6 separate regions of the Homo sapiens genome follow, and regions 2, 3, 4, 5 and 6 are each linked to region 1. A link is a loop called in an ENCODE intact Hi-C map of the cell type or tissue named here. Cell type or tissue: GM12878. All regions are shown on one strand. Each heading gives the region's core, and the rest is flanking DNA. Links, peaks and the distances in the headings are about the cores only. Region 1 overlaps LINC02789 (long intergenic non-protein coding RNA 2789). Region 2 has its middle 63 kb from the start of LINC01222. Region 3 overlaps LINC02789 (long intergenic non-protein coding RNA 2789). Region 4 overlaps LINC01221 (long intergenic non-protein coding RNA 1221). Region 5 overlaps LINC02789 (long intergenic non-protein coding RNA 2789). Region 6 overlaps LINC02789 (long intergenic non-protein coding RNA 2789).

Region 1 (5,396 bases), core at 496-4,495:
AAGGCACTGACAAAGAAAGGACGGCATAGCTGAGAAGGCTATAGCTGAAGCAAGACTAGCAGGATCTGGGTAGCTACTGGAGATGGAGGTAAAAAGAATCAGATGACTCAGAGGTTCTCATATTAGTAACTGGGAAAAGGATCATGCCATTGGCATAAACATAAAACCAGGAGGACAAGCAGGTTTGAATTCTGTTCTGAAAGTGAAGAGTAGAAGATGTCAGAAGGGCAGCCAGCAGGCCTTGGAAATCAGGCTCTGAGCTTGGGAGTGAGGTCAAGAGTAGCAATTCACACTCGACACTTATACCCAGAGCAGTGTCATTTGAAGCTGTGAAGATGTGATCACTAAGGGAAGAGAGAACTGGAAGATAAGGCCAAAGTCAGAACATTTGGGAGCCCCTATACTAAAGGGGACAAGAGGAATAACAAAAAGTGAAAAAGAAAAAATATAAAGGTCATATCAGAAACATTTTTATAGGAGATATCTTAGCATACCCCTTCAGAACTCTTTTCCTCAGACTTACACAAACCAAATTGGATTCAATAAACCAATTTTAACAGATATGTTAAACACATGATATATACCAATTAAACATTCTGTAATTATTAAATAATAAAATATGTTTATGTAAATCTAACACATATCTTTATGACAAATAATAGGTGCTTTCCCCGATAGTTTTCTTAGGTCATTGTTTAATTACCTTTCACTGTTTCTTGGAATATGATGCCAGCTTATTTTCATTATCATCACTGGAAAATTTGGGAAAGTAGGAAAAAAAGAAAAAATCTATCTTACTATTTAATAGTTTGTGATACAATATATTAATAATTGAACGATAATTTTACTGTTACTCCAAGTAATCCTAGAATCTGATAGACAGGAAATCAGGGAAGTAAAATAACTCAAATATGCTTTAAAGACATGTTAAGTAACTTTTCCCCTTTCCTGCTTATATTTGTGCCAAATAAGTAAAACCAATATAATTGGAGAAGAATGGGAGGTGATGCTGCATTTATTAATAGAATGGTCACCAGCATGACTCCTCCAATGACTGAAATAATAAAATATATCACAAAAATTGAAAGGGAATACAAATTCTAACAAGATTGGTATAAATTTTGCATTAAGAGCCTCAGAGGTCAAGGATGAGGGCTTCAGAAAAGATTTTTCATTTTTTAAATATAAAAAGTCTTGTAAATCTTCAACAATCATATTCTTTAGATTTGAAGGTAGAAGTCAGATAAGTCCAGTCCATAGGATTCAGCAGCGTATAGAGATAGAGCAAGGAGAGAAAGATTGTCTGGACTTGTCTCTTATGAGGAGCAGCACTGCAATAAAGGGAATAACTAGGGATTTTAACTTAATGAGGTGACAGGATTGAGAAATGTTTTTTCTTTCTTTTTTTTTTTTTAACATTGCAATTTTCAAAGTGTTTGTTGATTTAATGTCTGACAAGGGATGGAGCAAATGTGATAATGAGAGTGATATCCACAGAGAATTACATGCCCTCCTTTATTTCTCCCAGCCTCCCTGAGGTTAGGTTTGAGCCACATGACTAGTTCTAGCCAATGGACTGTAAGTGCAAATGATGTGTGTCAATTCAAGAGTGGATTTTCCAAGATCTCTTTTCCACACGAGGGCAAATTTGAAGTCTCATGTTGCTATGGTTGAATCACAAAGTGGAAAGCCCCTGGATTCCCAAGCTACCAGACATATTACCTATCTATTGCTGTGTAACAAACTACTCCCAAACAGATGTTTATCATCTTACAGATTTTGTGGGTTAAGAACCGTAGCATAGTTTACCTAGGGGCCTGTGGCTCAAATTCTTGCATAAGGTTACTGCAAAGCTGTTTTCTGGGACTCTAGTCTCCTCCGAAGGCTCAACTGTGGTGAGGGAGTACCTACCTCCAAGCTCACTTAGGTTTGCTGGCAGGCCTTGGTCCCTTGCAACCAGTACCTCTCTACAGGATTCCCTTCTAACACAGCAGGTGACTTTCCTTGAAGTAAGTGATTCAGGAGAAAGTGTGAAAGTGTTCTCAAGATGAAAACCACAGTCATTTTATAACCTACTACTGGAAGTGCAACCTATTATTTCTGAGTATTTAATCATTAGCAGTGAGTCAATAAGTCCAGTCCATATCCAAGAATACAAGATGAGTCAAGGAGATATAGAGGGGATGAATACAAGGAGTCAGGGATGACTGTAGGGCCATCCTTAAGGCTACCCCAACACACCAAATGAAGGAGAATACCCACTAACGGAACTTTGCAGGAGTACAAACAAAATCTTTTGTTTTATGCTATAGAGATTTTTGAGGTTGTTCTTTTAGTATAGCCTCATCTCTCATGACTAATAAAAGCTCTAGTAGGAGACAGAATGGAATTGAACCATAAAAAGCTAACCATAAAAGTAGATGAAGATGATAGGGCATAATAAAACATCAAAAATGTATTCAAATAGTATGTTCATAACAGACTTCAAAAAACAATTTGGTATAGTACTTTAGACATGACTATGTGTACCTTTCATTTTTAAGCCTATTCTTATATGATTTCAAATACCATTAGTACTCCTAAATGATGTCAGTGTGATAGAATCTTTTTTTGTGGTGATTATCTAAGGCTGCCTGTATGCATGACTGTTAAAACATGCCTAGAGACTTTACAAACAGATGGTTCTTTGGATCTTCCCACAGACTGTCAGCATGAAAGTGCAACTAACAGCTTTCTGTGATCTTCTATACCTCTACTTCCTCCTTTTAGTTACCAAAATTGATTTTAATTTTTTTCTCACACCTCAAGTTTAGATAATCTAAAGTAGGTCACTCTGTAGCATCTAAAACACTCCCAGTAGCTCTGTTCAGAGTGTGAAGTCAGACACTTTTAAAGCATTCAAAGTGAAAGCCAGCACTGGGAAGAGAAACATAAAATGTGTTCAAGTGGTTCTCTAACAAAACAAGATACAATCTAGTTCCTTTAATACAGTAAAATATGATAATAATTTTCAATGTTATTTCCATAAAGCTTGGGATAGACATTGGGTCTTGTCATGACAAAAAGTCTTAGCATTGTCCTCTTGTTGGTTAGCTCCTTTCCTGCTCCTTTCATATTTGCAAGTGCTGGGACATGAGCTCAGTTTCCAAAAGACCTACCAAAGAGGTATATTGGGTTGAATGGTGTCTCCCCAGAATTTACTAGAACCTGTGTGAATTTACCCTTTATGGAAATAGGCTCTTTGTAGATGTAACCAAGTTAATACGAGGGCATGCTGGATTCGGGTGGGCCCTAAATACAATACGAATGATGTCCTTACAAATAGAAAAATGCTGACGCAGAAACACAGATACAGAGGGAAGGAGCCAGAGATTGGAGTGATATATCTATAATCCAAAAAATGCCAAGGATTGCCATCAACTATCAAAAGGTAGGAGAGAGACATGGGGCAGGTTCTCCCTCAGAGCCTCCAAAGGGAACTAACACTGATAACACCTTAACTGCAGACTTCTAGACTCCAGGACTGAGAGAATACATTTCTATTGTTTTAAGCCACCCAGTTTATGTTAACTTGTTTCAGCAGCCCTAGAAAACTGATACAAGAGGAGAGGAAGAGACTCATGCTTGGGCAAGTGTGGCCACCCTGCCTCACCCTAGTACTAAACTCAGTCCCAGCCTCTGCTCTGGCTCTAGCCCAGCCTCAGATCCAGCCCCAGCCTATGCTTCATTTCTAGCTCTTCCTCCAGCTCTATCTCTATTTCCAGCTCCACCCCAGCCTCAGCCCCAGTCCCAAGGGCCAGCATTATATCTTATGCTCCTCCCTGATTCAGATGGTTGGCAGGAAGAGTAGTGAGAGAAAAGCTCCAGTCCCAGTCCTTCATCTCTAAAGTTCCCTGGAGCTTTAAAAGCAAGTTAGTTGTTCTTTGGAAAGTCCAATCAGTTAGAGCTTCAAAACCACACTACATAAACAAATTCCCTGCTTTCAAAAGATCTATAACATCTTTCCTTACTTCTTTTCCTATTTCTTGTCTTTACTTTTACTATTGTTCCTTCTTTCCCTTCAGAAAAATCCTTCTTCATTGCATCTTTTATGTTAAGGTTAAAGTCAAGAGATTATGACTCTTAGAAGAAATCATAGAAGTAAATTTTCATGACTGTGGGTTCAGCAATAGTTTCTTAATTATGAGACCAAAAATACAAGTGAAAAAAGGAAAGAGTAGATATATTGGGCTTCATCAAAATGAAAAACTTTTTGCTGCAAACTATACCATCAAGAAAGTGAAACAACAATCCACAGAATGGGAAAAAATATTTGCAAATCACATATCTGATAAGGAACTTGTATTCAGAACATGAAAAGAATCTTTACCTCTCAGTAATAAAAAGGACAACTAAGTCAAGTGAAAATGAGCAAAATATTTGAATACATGTTTTTCCAGAGAAGGTATACAAGTGACCAATGATATCATAAAAAGTTGCTCAATATCATTGGACAGGATGGAAGTACAAATCAAAATCTCAGTAACAGAACTTTTCACACTCAATAGAATGGCTGCAATAAAAAGGGCGGACAAGAACAGTGTCGGCAAGGATATGCAGAAATCAGAACCCTTGTACATAGCAGTGGGAATGTAAAAAAGTACAGGCATTTTGGAAAACAGTCTGACATTTCGTTGAAATGTTAGCCATAGAGTTATCACATGACCCAAAAATTCCTCTTACAAGTGTATATCCAAGAGAAATAAAAACAATGTCCATGTAAAACATACACATAAATATTCATATTGACATTATTAATGACAGTCAAAAAATGTAAATCATCCACATGTCTTATCAACTGAGGAATGGATATATAACTGATGTCTATATCCATACAATTGAAAATTTGTAATCGATAAAAAGAAATAAGAATCAAGTGCTGTGCATGCTAAAACATGAACGGCCCTTAAAAATAATCATATGATGTGAAAGCCAGTCACAAAAGACTACATATTGTATGATTCAGTTTATGTGAAATGTCCGGAATAGCTAAATCTATAAAAAAAGACTGTATATTAGTGGTTGCCTAAGGGCTAGAGAAGCGGTCTGGGTAATGGAGAGTGATTGTTAATGGATGCAGGAGTTTCTATTTGGAATGATAAAAGTGTTCTAAAACTGAACTGTAGTTATACTACTCTCTTTTGGGGGAATGATAAAAGTATTCTAAAGTTGGATGATGATTACACAACTCTGAAAATACTAAACACTGCTGAATTTTTTTAAAAATCATGAGCTATAGTTAAAGATTGCTATTATTTAAAGTTAAATACCACAAAGCAAAATGAATTGTGAATAATACTCAAATGAAAAGTTTTGTGTAGTTCATGATATTTTCAATATTACATTAAAAAGAAATT
Region 2 (5,396 bases), core at 693-4,692, 91 kb before region 1:
GCTGGTAATTAATTTCCTCAGTGAAAAGGATGAGCCCTTAGGAATACAATGATAAAAGAATATTATTCATCTTCTTCCTGCAAGCTAACAAGCAAATCAGTATCATTAGTGTTTTTGAAAGATTAACTTCTCACCTAAAAACATGCTTAGGGATACTGAACATTTGGTATCACTAATTTTCTTGAGCGCATGTAATAGCCTTTTAAAAATATTTGCTAATAAAATGAAGTTCACTCCTCACTTAAATTTCAGCTTAAGCCACTCCCTCTTTTAAATATTACACAATTCATTCAATTTTATAGTCTTAAAATTATTTCTTATTCAATTTTCTGTCACTCTTAGCTCATAACATATTCATTTAAATGTAAAAAATTAGTTCTAACTTTATTTGATTACCTTTTAGGTAGTGATATTGAGTTGAACTAATTCTACATTTTTTAATATACCTAGTGATCTAGTGCTGCCTTTTGTTTATGGAATGTTGATCATTGTGATTTTTAAAATGATCATTATCTGGATCAGATGGCCTAAAACTAAAAGTATCCCCATTTAACCTTTCTTATTTGCCAAATCAGCAGAACTCAAATACATTGTCTTCATATAAACCAGATTTTCATTAGTGTTTACCTGTCAAATTTCCATCTATTTTTTGATACAAGACTCTTGCTCATTTCAATTATTTGTATGCTCAGAGGCCTCATCATTCTGTCTTTAACACCAGTCACACATTTTCCCTATTACATTGTAGAAATCTGAAAATAACCAACGCATGTTGCTGAGTTCTCAGATCAATTGCCTCCTTGTTTTGAATATTCAGTTTATGGTTAAACTGCTGCATTTCAATATCACATGCAAATAACCATTTTATCAACATTTAAAAATCCTCAGTGATTGACTCACGTCTCTTTTCATCACTTTACTGCAAGAAAGGAGTTGAGCATAAGTAACCTTCTTGCATTAACCTCAGTCACTATATCATGAAGACTTAAACAGAACTGAAATCTGCAATACAGGAAATAGATGATTAATTAAAGATAATTTCTGTCATTAATTAAGCCATTCTTTACATAGTGGCAGAAAACATGGTATTTTCCTGCCTCTTCATAACATTCATTATTTTCTGTTCTCTAGAATTTTTAGCTTTGAACTCTTCTTGTGCAAGTACAGGTGTGTGGATGATAAATGTAGAGTGATTCTGAACTTACCAATACAACTAGTCTAGGCGTCATCTTACTCCTCAGGATTAGAACTACTTGAAATCTGAGAAACACGTACAGCCTCCGTGGCTGGTTCATTTTGATTGCAGCCGAATTTTTCCCTCCTGCCCCTTCATCATTCTCACTCTAAGTGTGTGGTAGTCTCTGATGTCACTGAGATTTTGTCTTCTGAACACCAAATCAAGCCTTTGCACACTTTTCCATACTCTCAGATTGATTTTAAAACAAATATATGAAAAGGAAGTGAACCCAAGGCATCCAAAGTATTGGTGGTTTTCATTTCTTCCAACTACTATATTGTATTTCTTTTCCTTTTTTTTTTCACATAGTTACTTTGAGCTTGTACTTAGTGGACATTTTTCTAGACATCTCCTGGAAAAAGTTATTTGTTCATTATTTTAACATGTATAGATTCTCAATTCATTGCACTTTTCAAAATGAAGCTATACATTTGCTGTGAATTTTAAAACTTGTATGCATTTGACATTTCTTCCACAGTCTTTAAATTTTATAATCCGATTTTGAAACAAGCTCCAATTTTTGTTTATTATTTTGTGCATTGAAATAGATCATAACATTCCCTTTTAAATAGATTCAGAGAATAAGCCATTGCCACTCTATTGTTAATCTCCAGAATTCTTCTTCTCATATTTGATGACATACTTATGTAGAAAGCATGATGCAGCCCACAAAACATTTTAAATGGTTTCAGACTAGTGAGAAAATAAGATAATGGACAAATAAAAATAAAGAACCAGGAAGTAAGGGAGAATTTGTTAGTAGTAGTAAAATGAGTATTCAGACCAGAGAAAGAGTTTAGCTACCAAATTCTTATCCCTCTTGTCATTTTACCAACCTTTCTGAAACCCTTGAAAATGACTTTGTTTCAGGATTTTAGTTTATTCTTTAAAAAAGTCTATCCACATGTGTATGCAAGTCATGAGAAACAGCTTCACTATGACAGCCACCAGATGACTAAAACTACCCTTTATAATCTACTGAGATTCACTGTCTACAATCTCAAAGGCAAAATGTGGACATAACTCATAACCCTTTTCACTAACCACATTTTAATAATAGAAGCCTACAGCAATTAGTGGCACCAAATTAGTAGGAGGAATAACCAGAAAACAGTCAGCAAAGCATACCTAACAATTTCAAACCCACTCCCAAGCTATTTTTAAAATGTTTACAAGTAATAAGACTCCCAGTTTCACCACACTTGACAAAACTCAAGACTAAATGTTTCAATTTCCATTTACAAATAAGTATTAAGAGATAATAATATAGCAATGTTGTTAAATGGGTAAGATTTCAGGTAGATCTTCAATAAAAGCACTGGAGAATTTAACTAGGAGATAACTACCACTTTTAGGATTCTTTCATTTTAAGGGATACCATATGTAGCATCTATGTCTTGGGCCTGAGGACTGGTGCTTTTCTGAGGATGACACCAATAGTTAAGTTTTCTGAAAAGTCCTTGTTTATGTGTTCTAGAAAGTCATACCTTGAATTTTCATGTTTTTCCCTCAACATTCTGCCAACTATTTTCCAATTTCAAATTCAATCTCTCTTTGTAAATTTACATAGTCACTCTTTCCTTACCCTATGTCTTGGGAGTATCTTTGATTCATAATAATTCTAGTATCTCTTTTTTTTTGACATTTGAAGTCAACTTTCCTCTTTCATTTCTGATACTCATAGCTTTTGTTTTATGTTTCTTATATGATATTTATCTATCTGTCTATTACTTTGGGCAATTTGTTTAACCTTTCTGAGTTTTTTATTTGCTGAAAATCAGCTTAGTAATTAGATTAAAGGTATGACAACAATTAAGAGGCTAAATGACATAATGTACTGAAAAGCACCAAGCAGAAACTTGGATATGTATATTGCAAGCCAATCTATAGTTTCTGAGTTTCTTCTTTTCTCATTTTCTTTTATTTTTTCTTAATTAGAATATTCTCTTTTGCTACGCATAATTTAAATTTATTTTTTTACTTATACAAAACAGAATCATATCATTCCTGTTTTATATTTATCATATTTCTTTATATGTCTATGACATCATTGTTTTACCTCCAACAACCAGGAATTCCAAGACACTAGCGTATTTAAAACAGGCTTGATCATCATAGCCAGGGCTGGTCAGTGGCCACAGCCTCAGCTCCAACTGCTTCAAAAGGACTTTGTTAGAGCTGAGTGTGGCTGACCTCCCCTCTTCCCAGGGGAAAGGAGAATGTAAGGAGGTCTTCAATGTATACGTGGCATCATGGTCAAAGGCATTTTCAGTTTCCACTGTTCATACCTGGCCTCGAGTCCTACAGAATTCTGATCATTGCCAACTCAGTCCCTCAAGATTATCTCCTCCTGTCTTAGCAAATAGAGTCCCAGCTTCACTGACTGTAGCTGCTTGAGGAGAAAACAAGACCACGTCTTAGTTCCATAATAGATTAAAGGTTTTCATGAGCCATGCTGTGGCTGTGCAGTTCCCCTGGCTTTTTCTTTCACAAGAAACAAATCAATGTACTGTCTTCATTTGTTTAGTCCCAGAGTTTCCAAAGCTCTCTCTCAGGTAAGAAGAAGAGCTCAAGTGTTTTGTTTTTTTTTTTTTTTTTCCTCTCTAAGAAGACATCATCTTATCCCATTAGTTAAAGAATATTTGGTTTCATAGATTGAATCTAAAAATATGGATACTTACAAATATGAAACCTATTTATCCTGGTCAAATGATGGGATGCCATTGAAATTGAAGTGGTATTGTGTAAAGTTTGTGCTGGATAGTTGTTTTATTTATTTTATTTTGCATGCAGCTTCTGAGAAGTTTGAACAGTAGCAGTTTGTGATGTGGCAGTCACTCTTTCCAACAATACTAAGAATTAGTCTTTGTCCACACACACCAACTGCAATGCAGTCTCTGTTCTAGCACACACTGATGCTGTTGCCTATTTTCAGCTGGGTTGATGACTACATTCCAGACTCATGAAAACTAAGCACTGCTGTTATGGTACAAACCCTGGGTTTTCCTCTTGGCTGACACTAAAAATAACCCACCAAATTTGTAATTTTCAAGATAATTTTGGCTTTGGCTTTGTAAATGATGACATACATCTGGATTATGTCCTCTAACCTTGACATTGTTTCAAGTGTTATCTCTGAACACATCAGCTCTTAGTTTGTATTAAACAAATCCATATTAAATTATTTTAGTTTTGTATCTATGTGAAAAAATACAAGTGCAAATGTTTTGAAGATGATTCAGCATATATTTTCCCTAGTAATCATTTCATTTTTAAAATGTCCATATAAGTAGAATATATTAATTTACTAAGGTATAAAAAAATTTTAATGCAGTATTTTACTTCCAGCTACTTTTCTTCCACTTCAGACATAGAAAAAGAAAATATAGTTGAAAAGCAACTTATGACATTTTTCAAAGCTGCCAAGTTGTCGAACTTTGATTCTTGTGAGGTGCTAAGAATAAGCACAAGAGGGTGAAAAGTCTACCTATATCACTCTTGGGGCTCTGTGACAACTAGGAAAAGTGATTTCCACTCATTCCTCAGTCCCTGCCCCAGCAGGATGAAAGCATGTTGTTTTACAAGAAACATGCGCCTTTTCTTGAGTAGTAGGGAGACAGCTGATGCAATTGGAAGCTTTGCCATCTGTCCCTGTGACCACAGACTTTACACAGAAATGCTCCTACCAGGTCATGTATTTAGATTCTGTGGTCATGTATTTATACTATGTAATTAAAACTGCTGGGGAGAGAAAGGGTAGGCCAGACTGTGATGGTCTCTCCTTCAAGCCCTTACATAAAGTCTATTCCTGTTCTTGTTTGCCTGATGTTGATCCAGAACTTTTCAAGCTATCAATTTAGTGTAATAGATGCCTGTCATGACATTCACAAGGAAGGTCAAGCTACACACAAAATGATTTTCAAATTTTAACTTGGTAAGAATTTTTCATGAAGGATAGAATGCTGTATTCTGACTTAAGAAAAGATTTATTATTTACAGAGTGATCTTTAGCAAGACTTGGAATTTCCTCCTTCAGTGACTTTTGTCTCTCAGTCAGCTAGTGAAAGCACACAAAATGATCTTTCAACATTTTATCCAACGTTTAAATATTTTTATGGTGAGTATTTTGTAAAGGAATATAATGCTGTGAGTACATTTA
Region 3 (5,396 bases), core at 862-4,861, 70 kb after region 1:
CATAATTAATATTTGACAGTGATTTCTTAGAAAAGGCACTTGTCTCAACTAATATACAACTTCATTTCCAAATTGTTGAGATGTGCCTAATCAACATTCAAACACTTCTTATTTTGATGGGATCTCCAAATGGTGTGGAGACAGGGCCCTATCTCCCACTCTGGAAATCAAATGAAAGGAGGTGGTTCTCTCTATCTATTCCCTGTTAATTAAAGGACAGGTATGTGGCTTAGGCTTTTGACCAAATCTTTAAATCTCAAGGGAAGGCTACATAGATGAAAAGACAGACAGACATTATTTATGTGACAGTGGTGAAATTGGGAGCAATAAGTCAGCATTAGTATAGTGGTGACACTGGATGGTTGACTTCTTGGGTGCCTAGCCTCAATTATTTCTAACACAATTTTCTGTAATGTGTTCTCTTGCCTTTCTATTGGTTATGCAAGGTACTATACATCATTTCAACTTTCTTTTTCTTTACTACTTCTGATAAGCAGCATTGGTTTCTGCCATTTGCAACCAAGAACCTTTACACGGAAAACAAAACTTTTTGGCTGAAGTTTATAGGATTAATTGTTTAAATGGGAAGTTACAATTTATAAAGGGTTTAATATCTAAACATTTGAGATTGCTTTAAACTACTAGCATTCTCATTTAATAATATTAATAATATATTATCAAGTAATAATTTTAAAAAATATTTTCACATAATATAAACTTGTGAGCAACTAAAGATTATAGAGCTTAGACTACATAATACACACAGCTTACTAATTTTTAAAGAAATTTCAAAAACAATAAAACTGTCATCATTCAGACACAAAATTATCTTTTTTCAAATCCATATTCTACCACTTAGTATACTGTGAGCTTGCAATATACAATTTGCCATCTCTCTGTAGTTGTGACTTAGGTATCTTTTAATTGTACCAGTGGGACTCACAGAACCTGGCTTTGAAATTAACAGCTGAAGATAACTCTTTGTAGTTTATCACTCCAAAACTCCCTGACATAATCCTTTTTGCTATAATTTGATTTTTTTCTCAAAAAGAAACTCTTCATTTTATTTCTGTTCATAATCTCACAAAGGATCCATCGCTACCCTCGCACCTGATGCAGACCCCTACCCCATCACCTTAAAAAATGCTGATTTCCTAAAGTTAAAATGAACACTTAGTTTCCAACTATGGCCATTCTCAACCCTGCCCATTTCTCCTCATTTGCCTGTATATTCACCTGCTCTGTGAACTTGACCATCTTTTGGCTCCCTCTCCAAAGGTAGTTCCCCAAGGGCACTTGGCCTGAATTTCTGCTTCATTATTTGGGTTCCATTCTTACTTCCTTGACTTACAACCTTCCTTGACTTACATAACCAGGCAGCTTTCCTATTCTCATTTGCATAGTAAATCTGCATAGCTTCCTGGCCCTACTTCCTTATTCTATCCCACAGCCACTCCAGAACCCACCAAAAACAACTTGCAAGAAACCACTGATTTGAATTTCAAGAGATCAAGTTTCCAAGCTCTGTCCTGCTCTCTGCAGTCCCTGTGTACCTTAGTTCCTGGGTTATTTGAGTAGTGTAAATGTTGACCGAGGCCAAACATTCCACCATTCTGAGGAAGGAAGGGGAACCACGTTCAGAAAGGGACAGGAGAGGAGAGATGGATAAAACCAGAGGTAGGGGCGTATGCACCCTGTAGTCCTAGCTCCTTGGGAGGCAGAGGTAAGATGCCTTGAGCCCAGGAGTTTGAGACACGCCTGGGCAAAACGGTCAGACATTGCTTACCCTGCCCCCAAAAAAGGCAAGGGTGTGATAGTAGGAATTAAGTTGGAGACAAAGGGATGATAGAGGGGCCCCTCTCACCTCAACACAAAACCAAAAGTGAGTCAGGGCTGAAAACCAGCTCCCCTTACAACACAAAGCCCTGCCCTGCCCACCTAGCTGTGGTGGTCCTCTGTTTGGAAACTAGTCCACTGGCTTGGTGAGCAGATCCTTGACTTCCTAAGCTCCAGCTTGGCTGACTCAGCTCTCTCCCTCAGCTCCTGCTCTGTGACTCCAGCACATGGCCCTTGTCCCCCAGGGCCTCCCCCTCTGCCCAGTTCTTCTAGTGGTCCCCTCAGAGCCTCTGGTCTCTGTTCTTTTGCATGTGGTACCCTTGGGTGGTGTCAGGATTGGGGTAGGAGACCAGGCTAGAAGGCTAGGTGGAAGGAGAGGAGGCTACTGTGGTGAGGACAAGGGCATCAAGCCCGTTCCCCTGCCAGGGCTTGTTGAGGCAGGAGAGGCCTGCAAAGGGTATACAAGGCAGAAGGTTAGAGAAGGTCAAAGGTGGGGAGGGGGAGAGGGAGAGGCATTGCCAGTGGCTGTGGTGGCCATGGGAATAGGTGGTGGGGGAATTGGGACATCAAAGTAAAAGTTTTCCATCTGTCCCAGCTCCTACTTCAGGAGGGAGGCCATGGCTTCCAGGTCATGTGGGAGCAGGGAAAATGGAGGGAGCCTAGCTGGGGTCACATGGGGGGCTCTAGAGCCCCCTGTAAAGTCAAGAGCCCAGTTATCTGGTCAGAGAAGTCATCACCTGTCAGGGCCTTCACCCTCCCCTCAGCCTGCTCTCCAGGGCTCCCGTGAGGATCTTACGAGGCCCAAAGGGGTAGAGGAGTAGAGGCCCGGGAGAGCACCTCATGGTCTAAGAGCTCGCCCAGGCCCTGTCCACAGCACCAGGAGTGGCATGGCTGCAGCACAGGCTCTGGGCACCTGTGGCAGTGGAGGAGGCAGCAGCACCATCTGGAGGAGGATCTGGGCATTGCTCAGATGTTGCAGACAGGCACCAAGGCGAAAGTGAAGGCTTCCATGGGGGCCGAGCAAAGGCAGCTGCGGCCTCTGCTGAAGAAAGAGGAAAGCCTGAGAGCCTTGAACATGGATCCTTCTCCTCCCGGCTTCCGGGTGAGAAAAAAGGACACCTGACGATGGGGAATCTTATTTGAGCTTTCCATTTCTGAATTTTGCCCAAATAGTCCATTAATCCTTTCTGCCAAATGTTGACTGTGTCCAGATCGGTATTAAGATTTTCCCAACAAACATCTTGTCCCCACTTCTGCTCATAGGGTACCACTATTTTCCCAGGACATTATGCATAAAACTTATTATAAAACTTTGCTCTCCCTACCCTCCACCTGGCATATAATCAGGGATCAAATTCTGTCAATCCTTCCTTCACAATCTTTCCCAAACTCATTTCCACTTATAAATTCCTTTCCTTTACCACTATCATAGTGTAAAATTAATACTTTATTACCTCTGATGTAGATCGTGGACAACTGTACATAGTTAAATAAATATGAATAGAATATCGACACAAAACATAAAGAGAGCTTGACATCTATCTCACCATGTCCTAAAGGAAATTAGAGAAATATGTGTTCCTATCTGCCTGACAAAAGGAAGACAAGGATAGGATGAAAAGAGGTGGCATTTAAGTCTGAAAAATGAGTATTTCAATTGCTTCTGCGTTTCCAGTTTCTGTTCTCTCCAAGTCATCCTCCAATCTGTGTCCTGGTCAATCTTTGCAACATACTGTTTTAACTTTGCAAAGTAAGCAAAAGGGCTAGAGTGATATTTTCTAGATGGTAAGTTAGGCATTTTTATTTGGGAACAATGCAGTCATTGTTAGAAATAAATAGACATGAGACAGTTATGTTGTGTGAAAAGAATGTCTGTGGCCGAGTGTGTTGGCTCACACCTGTAATCCCATAACTTTGGGAGGCCGAGGCCAGTGGATTGCCAGAGCTCAGGAGTTCCAGACCAGCCTGGGCCATGGTGAAACCCTGTCTCTATAATAAATAAATAAATAAATATTCATTTTAAAAAGGAATAAAAGAAAAGAATGTTTGCCAAGAAATCTAAATATTTGTGCACTAAGCCTGGATAACTGAAATTTCCTGGAGGGAATGTATATGTATAAGTTTTTAGAAAAATGATTAAATGAAGAAATGGTTGCAATGATGTTAAATGATCTAGATTTTTCTAATATGGAGTCAATTTTGGACAAACAGGTGAAATTGATTGTCATCTTCAGTGCCTAGAATTCTATTTGTTGCCATATTTGGTATGCCTTCTCGTACTCAGCCATCCAAAACCTTCACATTCTTCTATAACCCTTTTTCTAAACCTATTTTTGGGTGCTTTGGTCATACTGAGGAGTCAGTTACTGATACCCGCTCAGATTAGTGAAAATCTTCCCAGTAGAATTTATAGGTGAATACATATAAAATCTTTTATTAGTACTATCTTTGTATTCCTAGCAAAGTCCCTGATTTTCATTAAATGAATAGTGAACAAACAAGAATTTAAAAGTAAATGATTAAATTGAAGACATAAAGGAAAAAGAAACAAGGAAGACGAATAGAAAGAAAGACAAACTAAAGGGGAAAATAAGAGAGTTCAACACTGAAATTTCTGGTCCTAACCATTGGGTAAGGAAAGACAGCAGGGAGATACTGATGTCTTCAAATATCTAGTGAAATTATACCACATATGTGGTCATCAATTGTGTTGATGGTTGTCATACATAAGAGTAATATACTACATTATAATGAAGAATGCAGTGAGAAGTCCTATGTTTTCTAGTTCTTTAATATTTTTGTGTAAAGCACCCATATGTGAAATATTATGAAACAAATCATCACCTAAAATTAGATGCCATTATCATTCATGGTGATACATGTATGTGTATTCACCAATGATATATCTGTAAAAAAATACAATTGAAAGCAAATGACTGAATTTAATATCTAGACATTTTGTAACAGTTATAATGCTTACTATAAGTCTATAGAATTCTGGGGATGGGGGCAATCTTCTTTACTTAATCCCATCATTTAGAAAACACACTTGAAATGTAGAAACTTTTTCTGAAACTGAATGTATGTGACCATCGATAATAATATTGGAATAAAGTTGTATCTTTCTATCCATCTCATACTGCAAAGCCAACTATATAGTATGGAAAATTTTCCTCTCTTTTCTGACTTACATTCATCTAATGACTTGCCTAGATTGGAAAAGCTATCTTATTTTTTTAAGCTTCCCTCCTCATGTCTTATTCAGCATACATTTTGAGGACAGCTGGAGAAGCACATAATGAGTTACATTAATAACTGAAGATGAAGAATGATGGGCATTCTTAAAGGTAGGGGGAGAGAAAAACTGAGAACATGCAGATGTTTGTGTGCAGCCAGGAGTAAATTAGCAATGCATGTAGTGTATCTAAGATCAGAGATGAAGACGTCATGAAAAGGAAGCCTGTGAATATGATTCTCAGCACCATAGCAACACCTGACATGCTGGAATGCCATTACCTTGAAGCCACACGGCCTATCAATGTAGTTACTCCACCTGGAGA
Region 4 (5,396 bases), core at 722-4,721, 130 kb before region 1:
TCTTTCCATTATGCATTCCAAGAAAGGATTCTAGTTGTTGGGAATCTATCGTAATGCTCTTGCTGAAGGTTCCTCAAGTATAACTCGGGGTCTATGTCCCTACTGCTCTTTGGAAGAGAACAGAATTCTTTTAAAGATGTGGTCTACAGCATAAAGTATTATGTATTAGAAATATTGATTCATGTTTGTGAGTTCCCCTCCACAACTCTAATGAACAGATTATCCTAGATGTAAGATGATCTTTCAGTCCTGGTAGGGCTCTACAGTTGCCCTGAAATTACAGCTGTCTTAGGGAGAAATTTTCTTAATTGCTTTAATGTAAAATTATTTATATGTATTTATTTATTTTCTACTTAGAATATTTTAGTTTATTTTTTGCCTTAGGGAAATTTTAAAATCACAATAATGTCTAATGTTCATAAATAGAGATTTTTAGATGTGATGCACTCAAGAATTTCCTAGGCGCTGTCTTTAAGGTTAACATACCTATCTGGGGCTAGCATGGTTTAGGGTCTTGAAGGACTGCAATAGCACTAGTAAAAGGAGGAAAAGAAGATGTACTCTTTTGGACAGAGGAATTTTTTTTCTATCTTCTGTTCAAAGAATAAAAGCAAATATGAAGGCATATAAAATATTTGGAAAACACACTCTAAATTTGGTGTATTCAATAAAGTATAAAAAGGATAAAATAATAAAAGCTGTTTTGCCGAAGGTAATATGAGTATCTTGTAGCTCTTCTCTTAAAGAAGTGATTCTGAAATGTTTTAGCATTTACTTTATCAGAATAATAAACTCATCAGATGAATGCCCCTGCACCCACTTCATATATAACTGACCACTGCCTAAAGCCATGGACTTCCTAGCAGAAATCTCTCCCTGATGTTCTATCTCCTATCCCAAACCATTTCACAGTTTAGACAGGCAACTGAGGCAACTACACACAGATGTGATATATACCTCAAAAGTTTTGTAAGAAACTTTTATGGAGTTTCAGATGAGGGGAAGGCTTTGTCCTGTTGGAAGAATCTGAGAGTTCCATGCTGGAAATTTCATTTCAATTTGAACCAAGGAATGGACTACACTGGATCTCAATAGGAACAAGCTGGTTGAGCATATTCCAGACAAAGGACTAATGTGATCAAAAGATCAGAGAAAATAAATCTCTGACATGACTGGTGACCAGGTCAATTCATCAAACAGGTGGGTCAAGAAATAATGCCATTTGAAAAAAAAAAAACGTTAGAAAGTTGGTTGGGATTGCATTATAGATACCCCTGCATATCAGATTACATTTTGAAAGATTTTTGCTCTTCATAAAGGAAACTGTGGCAAATATTCAAAGAAATTTGTGATCTTATTAGAGCTGCATTAAGAAGATTAATATGATTAAATTCATAGGATGGAACAAGAAGAGAAACTAGAGGTGGGCAGAGAGAGGCAAAAGCCCAAACTAGGGTGGGGACATTGAGAATGGAAAGGAAGTGACATATTGTGAAAGAAAAAACACAATTTGTGGTTACTTAAATGTACAGAAAAACAGCATAAGCAGATTCTTAATCAACAATTTGCCAATATTTGTTTTACATATTAATAGAGCCGAAGGGTGTTTTCATAGTTTTAGGAGGTGCTTCAAGAGATCTGTGCCATATCCTTCTCTGGAATGTTCACAGTGTTAACACATCAAAGTCTATGAGAACACCTGTGTAAAGATACCAACTTAACTTTATTTCAGCAAGAAATTATCCAATTTATTCCAGTAGATATTGGCATGTCTGTAGTTGTATGTGGAACACCTATTCACAGTCTAAAAACCTAGTATTCTTTAGTACACACTTTCTGGTGCTTAGAGCAATAACAAACATTAGCTGTCAGTTCTGCCTTTTGTTGAGACAGAGCCATACTTTCTTGTCATTTTTATTCCACACATGTCATTGCTTATCAGTGTGTGCTTATTGAGGGGAGGGGTAATTTTGAGCCATAACATAATTTATGTTATTGAATCATCAAATATTTTGAACTAGAAAATGTTCTAATCTAGCATCACTCAGTTAAAACTCTATTTGAAAATATCTTGGAAACATATAACAGAATGAAAACCATAAGAACAAAGACCATAAATCCAGAAAATAAAAATGAATGAAAAGATCAAGATATAATATACAAATGACAGTTAAACTTTTATAATTCCTTAATTTATGAAAAATAATTCAAATACATTTAGTATTTTACAAATGAGCAGGTAAAATAATTATGATTTTTAAAGGCTATATTAAGATATTATTTCTTTATAAGAAATGTAGACATAATACTTATAATTTGTTTCTGCAGTTAATAATTAACATGGGTCTTTTTTTAGATGAAAAATCTTGAACATGTAAAGAAAAGTCTTGACATTATTTATTGTATTAGAATAAAGTACTAGAATTCTCTCATTCCTTATTAAAAAATTAAGCCTATGTTACCATGTTTGTCAATCTCATTTGATTTTCTATTCTTAGGTCTAAAGTTTCTAATAACAATTTAATGCATTTATCAGTAAAACACATGCTTAGAATCCAAATGTATTAAAATTTTTGCTAAAGTAAGCAAAATAGACAAATAATGAAATGTTTTTACTTTGATTTTTAGAAAAAAGGTAAAGAATTTTATTCTCTAAGAGAGCAAAACAAATTATCTTATGGTGACACTAAGACAGAAAAGAGTTTGTTTTCATTTCTGGTATTCTTTGCCAATGTTTGACAGTTGAATTTTTTTTCCAGATGAGAATTGTGCATCAATGTTCAAGTCCCAAGAGACGTTATCAGTCTGAACAGCCCAGTGAACAAGTATTTGTGACTCTCCTTCCAAATGAAATGTTCTACAGAAAGGTGGAAGTGGTAAGAAACCGTTGAAACAGTGGTTAAGAAGGTAGGTCTTTGTGGTACTGATGGGAAATAGTCGTTAGGGGAAAGCTGCTTCACCACACAGGAAACAGAAAAACTCTTGAATGCATCTTGTCCAGCTGTGGCAGAAGAATTTACATAGATAACATTTTAAAACCAGAGAGTTTGTACTCAACTGGTGACCAAGAAACGGAGAGATGAAGGGCTGCAGGCAGAGAGTAGAAGGGAAATATTTTAAAGTTACAAGACTTACAAGCTGTGCATTTTGCAAATCACATAGCTACTTATCTTCTCAGAAAAGATGTTTAAAATAGAGACCTACACTTTATCATATTGAAAACCAAGCAATCTCAATGAAGGTTTTTAAAAAAATGTTTACCAAACCAAAAGAAACTCAAGGAAGCATTTTATAAGCTAACAGAGCTATTATTGAATGCCTTAAAATGGAAATATTTTTATTGTCTAATTATAGATATTGAAAAAGGTAGTAAGTATAAATATTCATAATAAATATTAAAATAGTAACAACAAAGTTTGCCACTTTTTCTCACTTAAGAGGAACTGATTTGGTTTTGTGATTTCACTTAATTATAATGAAAATTCTATAAGCTCAGAACTGCCATCCACATATTATAGATGAGCAAACAGACTCACAAAGATTGAGGCTTTTGACCAAGCTCCTAGGGCTTAGGCTTTGAACTCAGATGTGATGGAGTCTGAAGCTTGTGCTTGTTAAACATTATTGTGCAACTCCCATCATAATAATTTGAACAGTAACAAAAATAAGTACATTCTGTGTTTGGTTCGTTCTCTCTTTTTTTAAGTTATTTTATTCTTCTTCCAGCATGTCATATATATTATTCTCCATATAAGGAAATATAAGAATATATTCATCCTTATATAAAATGTTGGAAATGCTCTCTTGGAAAGGTTTCTTTGTGGCTTCTGGTTTTGTTCATTACTTTGCTTTTAATGATCATTATTATTATTCTTTCACAATATTGTAACATACTACCAGAGTCATTTTATTGTAAACACTTTGAAAAACATACTTCAACAATAATATTGTGGCTATAACTCAAATTCTCACCCACACGGAAAAATTGTGTGTTTTTGCTATAAAATATACGTGGTAAAAAGAAGTGTGAAGTAGAAAATGACAACAAAGTTGCAATAAATTCATTAAAAGCATAATTCATTGGTCTTTCATTCTATTCTATTCATCTAGTGAATTTATCAGATTTTAAGTGGTTTCTTAAAGCACTTAAAGTAATTTCTTCAAGCAATCTAGATACTATTACTGGGGAAAAACATCTCAAAGGCAAACACTCTTAGTATATCAATCGCTAACTTGAGACCATGTCACATAAAATAGTTGATGTGCATATTCTTTACTTCTTTTTGCCTATTTCATGGGATCGCGTTTGCTAGGTACCCAGTCTAGCAAGAAAGCCCAGTTGACATTTCACCTTCTAATCAATATCTAAGCAAACATTTTGAACACTATCTTCTTTCTTCTCCTTCTTTCCCCGGTCTAAGTACTTCAGGCAGGTGCTATCTGATTTGTACGTGTTTTAGCCATCATTATACCTTTCATTTACATGAAGCCTAGTTCATTTCACATCTGAGGCCTCTTCCAGTTCACATAACTCTCCCAATTACTTCTTGAAAATATGAAGAGTCAATCTCTCTTTCCTTTTTTAAAGTACTTAGAAAACTTCTTCATTTCCTAAATGTTTGGGTGTCATGTTCTAATTGAATTTTCATCAGGCTACAAGATAATTTAAAATGCTACTTTACTGATTTTCTATTTAGGTTAAATACTACTTTCTAATAACATATTTCTGTGTGCTTTACAAGCATGCACAATTCATGCATGATGCTTGTTTAGTCTCTCCCAGAGCTAAGGCAGGCCAAAGAATGATTTAGATATATCCTCTGGGAGACAAACTTTTATGTAGCAGGATGGCTATATTGTAAACATTTAAGACTTGTCTGAAACTCTCTACAACGTCCATATTCACATTGTCACACTGTCCTTTAATACAGCTCTTTTGGATTTTTAAATATAGTAGATTCCTAGGATTAAAGCAATTAAAATGGGAGCAACCACTTGTAGGAATCTAGTCCAATCCTCTTATTTTATAGCTAAGGAAAGTAAGACTCAGCACCATAAACGTATTGAAGATTGGCTCAAGGATCAGGTTGTTTTCTGATTTCCAATATTGTGTACTTATTCTAGTATAATTACTAGCAATTGATTTTTACTCAGTAAGACATTAGGCCCAGGGTCCCAGACCAGATAAAAAAAATAAATGATCAAAATAGCTTGAACCATTTTGGCCTAAATATTTCTGGTTTAGAGAAAAATATGGTATCAATGGATTTTATGAGGCCTGAGATGCAATATTTGAATGTCCTCATGATCACTGATTCACTCACTTTTAGATTTTGAATGTCATTTTAATGGCTTTTAAAGATGATCATATTATTTTGGTCCAGTTGGATCATTAA
Region 5 (5,396 bases), core at 459-4,458, 53 kb after region 1:
GAGTAATAGAGAAGTGATTCAGGTCTTTCTGCCCCTCAAACATCTGTTCTTTCTACTATTCAGCATTCCTGTCTTTTAATTTGGGAAATAAAATTTTTTGTTCCAGCCTAAACAATTATCAGCACCAGTTGATAGACAGGGACCATTTAGAAAAAGAACTAAAAGTTCCCATGCAGCCTCTAAAATTATGCCAAATATTTGGCCCAACACCTGCCACTATTGGGAACAATAGCTCAGAAATTCCAGACTTGACTAGGGAAGTTTCTCCAGGATGCTGAGAGGATCCACTTCACTCAGGAATATTACCATTTTTATGTTTCAATCTGACATTTCAGTATCCAAGGATAGGTGCCTCATTGATCCCACTTTTATCACTAGAAGTTCACAGCTCAGAGTGGGAAAGGACCTTATTTAACTCCTCAACAAATGAAGCTGATGGAATTCAATGAGGTAAAGTGACTTTCCTAAAGTCATACAGCTAAGAAGGGGCAAACATAAGACCAGGAAGGTCCATTATATCAGTGTATGTAGAAATTCTCTATTATTATCTATTAATATGAGACATTCTTGAAACAGAAAATAAAACAACCATCAATTGAATTTTAAAATTTTAATCATTCTTTCAATATTTAAAAGTTTAAGGGGTAAAAATGCTGTATTGATGAAGATCAAGGGCTGTAATATTGAAAAACTTCAATTAGACATGTTTGGGATATCTTGAGTCTTACCTGAACAGAATCTTGAAGGAAAACAAGACATGAATAGGGAAAACAAAAACAAAACAAAACAAAAATTCTATGATCCCAAATGTCATTCCATTGTCCATGGTGGCAACGTTAATTATGACCCTCTTTTACTGCCTAATGTGACTTCTGAATTCTCAACACAGCACTCCAGGCAACCACCAGTAAGAGAAGTGACTTGACATGCAAAATGAAATCTATTTTCAGAATTGAGCTACCAGCAAGAGCAAACAGATCAAAAAGACATCAACATGGTCAAATGTGGGCCATTCAAGGGACAGTAAGTCAATTAGACTGCCTGAGTATAGTTCACAAATAGCACAGTGTGAAATTAACATAAGGGAGGCCTTGACAAAAAGTTTAATTGAATTCTCTCCTTTAATAATGTCTTTGCCATATTTCAAGTCATCTTTCCTAAAATATTGTAAAATATTTTTGAAAATGTTTGAATTCCTGAGCCATTAGCCTTTTTTCTCTTGGTGAAGATTTAGTTTCATCTTTCCCTCTACTTGTTGAATGTGGCAGTTCTAACCATTAGAACATGTGCTGAGTGATTTGGGCGGCTCTTCGAATCACTTACAAATTGAAGCACTCAAACAAGTTTACATCAGTTTATTCTTCAGTGTCTGCACATGCCCAGATGTCTGAACACAAGAGAAGAACTCTTTAAAAAAAAAAAAAAGAGTATTTTCAGCAGCCTCAAATTTCTATGCATTATACATTCCTGGAACCCTGATAACGTCCAAATTGAAGCACTCTGGGAAGTTTAGAGAGCTTGTATAATTTTAAATTGTCCTATACATGGCTCAGACCTCATGTACTTCACAAATTGAAGAACCTTTCAATTTTGAACATTTCAATAATTTTAAATCAAGGCATGCGCATCTAGATTTAATTTTTACTTGCATTTTAACTTACGTCACATAGACCAACTGAAAAATAAATCATTATTCTGATATATTTCTAGAAACTCACTTCCATTTTCAAAGAGATTTTTAGTGTGTTTCTCTTTGCTGTTTGTGATTAAATCAACATAGCAAAAGCATCACAGGCTGAAGAGGTATGTTTACTACACTTGACTATGTTTGCTGCACTTGAATTTGAAAATGCCAATACAACAATGTGCCTTACTCTAAAAAATTAAAGCCGTGTTACCATTAAGGCTGACATTTGGCTACTACACTGAGTATCACAACTAGTAAGATTTGACTACAAAAGAAAACTTAGCTCTTTTCTTAAAATAAGCTAGCTATGATAACGAGAGCTAGACAGTGGGAAAATTTGAGCTTGTGAGGCCCTAAAGAGTTTTTATTTTCAAAGGTACAAATTATTGAATTTAGAATAAGAAGGAACCTCTGTGGCTACTCAAGTCTGCAGAGTTATATTACATGACTGAATGAATGAATAAAAGCTCTGTACATTATAATTTGGAATGCACTGAATTAGCAAACCTCCCACACCCCCAACCCCCCAAAAAGTAAAGATGTTTAAAGTAAAAGCAAAAGAGTCTGCCATCAGATCTCACAGAATAACTCCGTGGGAATTCCCCACATGAAAGATTACAGGATATGACCTAAGGATATATCACCCTACACAGTCATAAATTAAATTTACTGTAAGAACCACACAAACAGAGAAAAAAAGAATCACAGAGCCGTACAATAAAAGCCAGCCTAAAATTAAGGGTATTGATCATTTGCCTAAGAAGTGAGAGCACAAAACCATAGAGTGATTAATGGTATTATTATTAGAGGAGCTCACCCAACCTCCTATGTTCCCAACAGAAAATTGATACTGTTTTAAATGTTTTGCCACTGTAATTTTTTAATATGTCAGCCAAATGTTTTATCTAATTGCTAAAACACAATCAGGAATAATTTTTAATTCAGTGTTAAGTATTCATTTGAAATAAATGATTGCTTATGTTTCATGTGCAGTGGAAGGAAAACCCACAATTCATCTAATTCTGAATTTTTCTGGTTGCTTTTCTCTTACATAAAATTTCTAGACAATATAGTCGCATTTTCCCTAAGTAAACATGAGTAAATCAAGCCCAGAGCCCATTCTCCAAACTGAGAAGATTGGAAAATGTAATTTCCCACCCTGAGCTCTCAGATGAATAGCCACGAGTACTTCTTAGCAGCTGGGACAAGGAGAAAAAAAAGATACATGGAAAGTATACCTCTGTTTTTAAATAAAAGTAAAGACTTGATTTTAAGTAGAGGTTAGGGTCAGGCCAGGTCAGACATTTGATTCCCTGGGTCAGGCCTCTTCAGTCTGTGACCTACCAAGAGAGGCATCATGTTCTAACTCTTCTCTGACAAAAGCAGCAAAAACAAGGCATTTTAATACAATCTGGACTAATTAGGCTTCCAAGTTAGAATAAAAGAACATTTTTTTTAAAAAAGACATAGAGCCTTTCTTATTTTATGGCAACTAAAAAGAGTATTGTGATCAAATAATGGCATATGTGAAAAGTGGCAAGAGGCAAATTATCCTGTTTTCCAAATTTCAGGAAAATCATTTTTCCAAACTAATAGGATTACCCATCACAAAGAATGTTTGAAACTGCTATTTTATATGGCAACAAATCCAACCATAGAAAAAAGAAAACAGAATGAACAGCCTCAAGAAAGAAACATAATGGAAAAGGCTCATGGGGGCTTGTATTTGGCCTATTATTTACAAGCGAAAAATTCCTTTGTTAGCTGTGAACAGACTTTATGGCAAAACCCCATAGACCAGTCTCAGACCAAGCAAAATCCCTTATAATTGCCAAAATTTGATTTATGTAAACTTAGGAGATCCTGGTCTCTGCCTCACTATTTGCAGGAAAAATGTTTCTGTGAACATGATGAATAGAAATTATGCATAATTGATTAGCGAATGAAAATTCCAGCGTAAGACGTAAGATGCATGCATCCTCATTTTGAAATTTGAGAATTTCATGCTGTGGAATTTCTTTTGTGCCTTTGAGGCATTTTTAACATATATGATTTCAAGAAATATTTTTTCTTATTACAATGGAATTACTATTATGCTAACTCTTTAATTTTTAGTAAAGGAAATTAGTCATATTATCACTGAATAAAATAATAAAAACATTTTAGAAAATACTCGAAACTACTGAAGGAATAACTTACATCCTACCATACATAAGCTTCTTTACATACAATGTCACTGCAATATTTTAAAGAAGTATCAAGAAGAAATTTAAAAGTTTATTTTTCTGGTTTTATTATTCCTTTTCATATGTAAGCTCTGGGTACATTATGAAAAGAAATTGGTTATTTTATTCCTTCTTTTGCCTGAGCTGGGCTACCATTGTTGCTAAACCTCTCAAAAAAAGTAAAACTTTATTCACTATGTGATCGTCTCCAACAAAAATTTTGGCATGGAGGGTCAACTTGTCATATTTCCTCTTCACATGGTTCAATTAAAAATACAGAAAGAGCCCACAATTCAATGAGATAATATGGACCCAAATTTTTTTCACACAGTACAGAATTGTTTATAAATATAGTTGATACAACATAGAAAGCAGACAGTGTAGTAATGATGCCTTTTCTGTAAAATGCATGCTTATTCTTGCATTTATATGTTGGGCATGGACAAGGATGTGTAAGTGGCTGCAGCAATTAAAAAAAAGTAGGAATAAAAAAAGAATACAAAAGAAAAGACAAAAAAAAAAAACACAAATATATATTTTTTTCCAGTGCTTGGTTAGTGGCAGTTTCTGTAACATCTGATAATTCTCTTGAGTCAATTGGTTATTTGGTTTTTTTTTTAACCTTATGGGGGTCATATTATTCTCTTAAGCACAGCATTAGGGAATTCCCCCCCCCCCGACAAAAAATGATAGGTTAAAGGAACATTTGGAAGACAAAAAGATAGGTCTGTGAAGGAGTGAACACTTATAAGAATCAAATGGAGAAATCAAAGTTGAATCCAAAAATTTCATGAATAGAAGATTGACATTAAAGCAAAAGAAAGACCTACAAGTATACCCTGAGGTGTAAGTAGTATAAGCAAAGTGTTACGTACATGTGTATTTACATTTTATTTATTTTTAAGATGGAGAGACTGAATCACATCTGAAAACCAATAAACAAATCAGTGCACAGAGGAGAAACTAGGTGAGGCCAGCTAGAAATCCAGAGAAACCTTTACTGGATTGTTCACAAGTACAGTGATCAAGACACAAATTTAGAGAAAGAGTGTGGGGATTCGTGAAATGTTGGTTCCTAGTTCAGCATTTCTCTTTTAGCTGTAGGGTAAAGGTTTTCAGGAACAGGGAGGAAAATGTCTGGCATCTTTTGGGAGATCCTCTCTAATAAAATCACCTTTGGGATTGTCCCTTGGGCCTACTGGAATATTATCTTCACATACTCCAGAGAATATTTGTGTGACACAAATTACTTGGCTTATATAGTCCTCTTTGGGAAATCACATACATGTTAGACTCTGGCCCAGATAAGAAGAAATCTCATTAACATTTTGCAGACATAGTTTACAGGATGACTATAAGTAACATGAAAAATATGTGAGTGTGTTCTATGCTGTATCAGGAGAGAAAAAAAATTCAACTTAGAAACTATTGCTTCAATGGTTTGGTGGAAGTTCACAGTTTAGAATTTCAGCTCAGTAAATTTT
Region 6 (5,396 bases), core at 605-4,604, 100 kb after region 1:
GTCTAAAGCATCAAGATGGTACCAGAATAGCCTTGTAGGATGGGCTCCGTCCCTCCTAAGTTTACGTGGTTACCTTGCTGTCTGGAACCTGGTAGAGGGCAGGCCCAGGTGGCCAGTAGACATTAGCCACCCCACACCCCTTCTTTCTCCCTTCTTCACTCATCTAATGTTTGTCGGGCACCTTTATTTCTGGTGACTCCTAGTAAAAAGTTTTGCACAAAGAGTATCTGTGTGGTAATTTCTGTGCTGTTCTAAGTTTTCTTAGCAGAAAAGTTTCATAGCACTAATAGGTTCTTTTTAGCCTTTTATTGTTTTGAGATCTGGTTACCAAGTGGCTTTGGCAGCAAGAAATGCCTGCAATCCTAGCTCTCAAGTGGAACATTTGAAGTCGAGGTTAAAAGTTCTCAAATAGCATTGCCGATTGCTTAACCATATTCAAATACCTTGTCTAAGTTCAGATGACTTTGTTTGCCAAGCAATTTTTATAAATTAGTATTGCTTATCTCAGTACAAAGTTGTGACACGAACAGTGCTATTTCTTCTATTGTTTTATACCTCTTAGTTTTGATTCTCTAACAGGATTGTAAATGTCAAATGTCTGTGTCATCACAGGCCATGTCTTCTTCTTAGGATGATGTGAGGCACATAGTAGGCTCTCAATAAATGCATTTATTGATAGAATATGTTTCTAACATTTTAATCTCACTTACTAGTCCCGCTTACTTGTTTCTGCTCTTAATTGTACAACTAAATCTACATTTACATTGAAAATTCTTTGAAATATATTCCATATTTTTTTCTTTGGCAAAGTGATCACTTTAGTGGTAGACTTCAAAGTAGAATAATGAAGTACAGTACATATCTTCTAATCTAGTCATGCAATTATAGCATTTCTTACAGTATTAACACTCTATCACTAGAAAATCCTCAGGCAATAATGACTAATAAGGAAAGCATTTCCTGGCAACTAATGACCGGCATGGGGGCGCTTGCTCTTGACCCAAAGCCAGCAGCCCTCAGCCCAGCTGGCTACTGCCTAAACCGGACATGCCAGGCCTCCCTCTGAGGTTACTGTGTATTTATTTATAAACTGTTAGTATAGTGACAAGAAATTTAAAATGAGACAATGTTTAGGTGCTGTTCAGAGGAAAGTACCTGTGGGTAGATCATGATACTTTTTTAGTTGTAATTACATGACTCAGATTATTCTTCCTCTCTGTGGGTGACATAATATATATTCAACATTTAGGACTTAAACATTAAATAAAATCTGCTTTTGGAAGCACAGAGAAGGTATAGAGGTGATAACAATAATATAGCTAGCACTTATTGAGCCTTTATAAGATGCCAAGTTCTATGATAAGCACTTTACATGCATTAATTGATTTAATCTTCATAATGAATCTGCAAGGTAAGTAAGAAGAAACAGAGGCACAAATAGGAGAAAATAACATGCCCCAAATCCATAAGTAGTAAGCAGTAGAGCCTGGATTTAAGGCAAGGCCTCCAACTTGATGCCAACTGCTATTCTGTGTTATTACAGTTCCAATAGCAAAACAAAGCAAAAACATTTAAGCCATTATTAACAAATTGTAAAATACCAGAAGTCTTGTATGTACTACTCTATATTGTTTCTCTATAAGATGGCCTCAAATTTTTTCGATAGAAAAATATTTGGAAGTTACGAAGTGTTCTTCAGTTAACTTAGATAACATCCAACAAATAAGACAAAATAAATGTTTAAAAAAAATAAAAAGTACATTGTCAGTGAGACTATTATCAGAGTCCATGAAAATGTTGAAATATATTTTCATCTTATGATAATAATATTGCAAGAAACTTACAGTTAAAATTTTGTAAGTACCTGTATGAGTAAAGAGGAATGAGAATGCACAGAGAGAAAGTTTTTCTTTCCAGAAATATTTCCCTTACAGTCTGGAAACTTCCTTCACCTTTTTTTCTTACCACAACACTGTCCACTAATTGGCAATTTACTTTAGTTAACAAATTTCCATTTTTGAAACACAAGTGCCCCTGGAGAGTCAAGATAGCCTCCTCATTAGTTACTCACATCAAGGTAAAAATTATTTCAATGAGCTTTCTCTTAATATGTAGCTTAATGTTTAGCCCTGGGGTAATTTGAGTTGCAAAAGATAGTTGGAATGGTGAGTGGAGAGCTGAGTTATTTTGAAACAGGAGAATATGAGTCGTAAGAGCTATTGTAAGACCCCACCACAGGGAAGCCTCAAGCAAGAATTGGAACATACGTGGGAACCAAGAAATAGAGATTAGAGGGAGAGCTTATCACATTTGCAAATGCAAACATTGTGACCTACAAATGCATTTAGAAGCAAGGGCTTATCCCTTTTCCAGACTCTAAGCACTGGGAAACAGGTGATAGTGATACCACAGCACTAAGAATGTCTCCTCCTACTTGGCCTGGTGTTGCTGGGCCAAAGCCAAAGCCTGGATCCCTGCTCCCTCCAGGTCCATCTACAGTGCCCTCTGCCACCTGTCACCTGCTACAGCCCATCAGGTGTTCTCCGTCCAGCTGCTTTCAAGGTCCAAAGTAATTGGCAGCTGAGTTCAGTACCTGAGAAATTGTATTGCCTTTTCTCTGTGTCTGGGACTTATTTTATTGCATTAAAAAAATTTAACAGTCTTAACTTGGCTCAGAGGAGTCTAGAACTACAGCACAGGGAATTTTTTTTAATCTAATGGGGCATAGGGTATAATGCAAACATATTCAGTTCTCTGCACTTATGGTGCAGTCTAGCACAAAGAAGGACTAGCCTCCTGACATTAGCATTTTAGCTACAGGGCTGTCACTTGTTGGTTCTTAACCTTTACTCTGCTACTATAGACCTAATGGATGAGGGTCACATATGCATCATAGTATGCCTATGGGCATACTGAATTTAAAAATAAAAAAAAATCTGATGTTATCTGATTTATCTATTTTTGTTTTTATTGACTGTGCTTATGATGTCATATTCAGAAAATTATTTCCAAGGCAAATGTCAAGAAGGATCTCCCCTATGTTTTCTTCTAGTAATTTTACCATTTCAAGTTTTATGTTTAAATCTTTAATCCACGTTGAGTTAGTTTTTGTGCATGGTGATAGAGATCCAATTTCTTTCCTTTTTTTGTTGTTGGTGCTTTTGTTTTTTTGTTTGTTTGTTTTTTGCATGTGGGTGTCCAATTTTCCCAATACCATTTGTTGAAGAGAACATTTTTCCCCATTGTGTGTTCTTGCTACCCTTGCAGAACATTAGTTAAGGGTAAATGTGTGGGTTTATTTCTGGGTTCTGAATTCTGTTCCATTGGTTCACGTGACTGTTTTCTATGACAGTGCCATATTGTTTTGGTTACTGCAGCTTTGTAATTTATAATTTGAAGTCAGGAAATTTGATGCATCCATCTTTATTCTTGTTCAGGATTGCTTTGGCTATTCAAGATCTTTTATAGTTTCATTTGAACTTTCTGATATTTTCTACTTCTGGAAATAATGCTGATGGGATTCTGATAAAAAGATTTTGCACAGTAATAGAAATAATCAGCAAAATAAAGAGGCAATTTAAAGAATAGGAGAAAAATTTGTATACCATCTAACTAATGAGGAGTTAATATTCAAAATAGATTAGAAACTCATACATCTCCATACCAAAACTACAGATAACTGAGTTAAAAAATGGGCAGAGGATTTAAATAGGCAATTCTCAAAAGAAATCCAGATGGCCAACAGGCAAATGAGAAGGTGTTCAACATCTCTAATCATCAGAGAACTGTAAATCAAAACCACAATGAGGTATCACCTTACACCTGTTAGGATGGCTAGCATCAAAAAGACAAAAGAGGACATGTGTTGGTGAGGATGAGGCAAAAAGGAAGCCCTTGTACAATATTGATGGAAATGTAAAATAGTACACCCATTATGGAAAATAGTGTGGTAGTTCCTCAAAAGATTAAAAATAGAACTACCATATGATCTAGCAATCCCATTTCTGGGTGTAGATCTAAAAATAATTGAAAACATGATTGCAAAGAAATATCTGCGCTTTAATGTTTATTTAGCATTGACTAAGATATGAATACAGGTTCACTGTAGCATAAGACAAGATATAGAAACAATATAAATGTCCTATGATGGATGAATAATGTGGTATGTATTCATGTGTGTGTATGTGTATATATATATATATATATACACACACACATATATATACACACATACATATATATATACACACATACATATACATACACAATGAAATATTCTCTAGCTTTCTTTTTTTTGAGAGGGAGTCTTGCTCTGTCGCCCAGGCTGGAGTGCAGTTGCATGATCTCGGGTCACTGCACCCTCCACCTCCTGGGCTCAAGCGATGCTCCTGCCTCAGCCTTCCGAGTAGCTGGGACTATAGGCATGCGCCACCACACCCGGCTAATTTTTTGTATTTTTAGTGGAGATGGGATTTCACTGTGTTAGCCAGGATGGTCTTGATCTCCTGACCTTGTGATCCACCCACCTTGGCCTCCCAAAGTGCTGAGATTATAGGCGTGAGCCACTGTACCCTACCAGTCTAGTTTTTAAAAAGAAGGAACCTACCCATTTACAACAACATGAATGGAGCTGTATAGCTTTATGCTAAGTTAAATAAGCAACACACAAAAAGAGAAATACCACATGATCTCACTTATTTGAGGAATCTGAAATAGTCAAATTCACAGAAGCACAGAGTAGAATGGCGGTTGCCAGGGGCTGAGGGCAGGGGCAATGGGAGGATATTGGTCAAAGGATACAAAGTTTTAGTTATGCAGGATGAATACATTCTAGAGATCTAATGTACAGCATGGTAGCCATAGTTAAATAAGTATTAAATTTGCTATAAATTAAATAATAAAAATACTATGTTTTTACTTGAAATTTCCTAACATTATAAATCTTAAATTGTCTCACCACATATATACACACATTCACATACAGAAATGGTAACTATGTAGAAGTGAAATACGCTAATTGTCTGGAATTTAGTCATCATTTCACAATGTATGCAATAAATGCAATTTTTATACCTCCATGATATCTCAATAAAGCTGTTTTGAAAATGAAAAGCAAACAAACAAACCAAGTGATATAGTTTGGCTGTGTCCCCACCCAAGTCTCATCTTAAATTGTAGCTCCCAAAATTCCCATGTGTTGTGAGAAGGACCCGGTGGGAGGTAATTGAATCATGGGGGCTGGTCTTTCTCATGCTGTTCTCATGAAAGTGAGTAAGTTTCACAAGATCTGATGGTTTTATAGAGGCGAGTTTCCCTGCACAAACTCTCTCTTCTCTTTTTGCCTGCTGCTATTCATGTAAGACATGACTTGCTCCTCCTTGCCTTCCACCATGATT

What was found. A loop is a pair of places that touch in the nucleus more often than their neighbours do. Peaks named below come from ENCODE experiments on the same cell type or tissue, not always from the same donor. Only the 100,000 strongest peaks of a DNase experiment are listed, where the experiment ranks them.
Region 2: it touches region 1 in a loop (2.6-fold over the local background); 3 of 110 quality-filtered maps call a loop at or near these places.
Region 3: a loop joins it to region 1, with 5 times the contacts of the local background. A loop is called at or near these places in 3 of 110 quality-filtered maps.
Region 4: a loop joins it to region 1, with 4 times the contacts of the local background. A loop is called at or near these places in 2 of 110 quality-filtered maps.
Region 5: a loop joins it to region 1, with 4 times the contacts of the local background. A loop is called at or near these places in 4 of 110 quality-filtered maps.
Region 6: a loop joins it to region 1, with 2.2 times the contacts of the local background. A loop is called at or near these places in 2 of 110 quality-filtered maps.

Annotation. Positions count from the first base shown.
Region 1 is chr1:199,170,801-199,176,196 of GRCh38, forward strand. The region is part of intron 3 of LINC02789 (long intergenic non-protein coding RNA 2789); the gene reads left to right. All of the region lies in intron 1 of LOC107985243 (a long non-coding RNA gene), which reads right to left. Among named protein-coding and RNA genes, the nearest start is that of LINC02789, 25 kb to the left of the region's middle. RefSeq lists an enhancer at 2,746-2,795. In GM12878, for the core only: no CTCF peak of the experiment used is centred there; DNase peaks (open chromatin) are centred at 2,050 and 2,761; H3K27ac peaks cover 2,740 bases.
Region 2 is chr1:199,079,623-199,085,018 of GRCh38, forward strand. No RefSeq gene overlaps it. Among named protein-coding and RNA genes, the nearest start is that of LINC01222, 63 kb to the left of the region's middle. In GM12878, for the core only: no CTCF peak of the experiment used is centred there; a DNase peak (open chromatin) is centred at 2,339; H3K27ac peaks cover 491 bases.
Region 3 is chr1:199,240,864-199,246,259 of GRCh38, forward strand. The region is part of intron 3 of LINC02789 (long intergenic non-protein coding RNA 2789); the gene reads left to right. Among named protein-coding and RNA genes, the nearest start is that of LINC02789, 95 kb to the left of the region's middle. RefSeq lists enhancers at 2,551-2,650, 2,691-2,800, 2,821-2,910. In GM12878, for the core only: a CTCF peak has its summit at 2,773 (motif pointing left); DNase peaks (open chromatin) are centred at 1,477 and 2,808.
Region 4 is chr1:199,038,797-199,044,192 of GRCh38, forward strand. It overlaps LINC01221 (long intergenic non-protein coding RNA 1221), which reads left to right. Exons shown (of 3, transcript NR_126351.1): 2 at 2,760-2,876. Among named protein-coding and RNA genes, the nearest start is that of LINC01222, 23 kb to the left of the region's middle. In GM12878, for the core only: no CTCF peak of the experiment used is centred there; a DNase peak (open chromatin) is centred at 2,935.
Region 5 is chr1:199,224,089-199,229,484 of GRCh38, forward strand. All of the region lies in intron 3 of LINC02789 (long intergenic non-protein coding RNA 2789), which reads left to right. Among named protein-coding and RNA genes, the nearest start is that of LINC02789, 78 kb to the left of the region's middle. In GM12878, for the core only: no CTCF peak of the experiment used is centred there; a DNase peak (open chromatin) is centred at 2,262; H3K27ac peaks cover 779 bases.
Region 6 is chr1:199,271,841-199,277,236 of GRCh38, forward strand. The region is part of intron 3 of LINC02789 (long intergenic non-protein coding RNA 2789); the gene reads left to right. Among named protein-coding and RNA genes, the nearest start is that of LINC02789, 130 kb to the left of the region's middle. RefSeq lists an enhancer at 435-1,634. In GM12878, for the core only: no CTCF peak of the experiment used is centred there; DNase peaks (open chromatin) are centred at 1,051 and 2,201.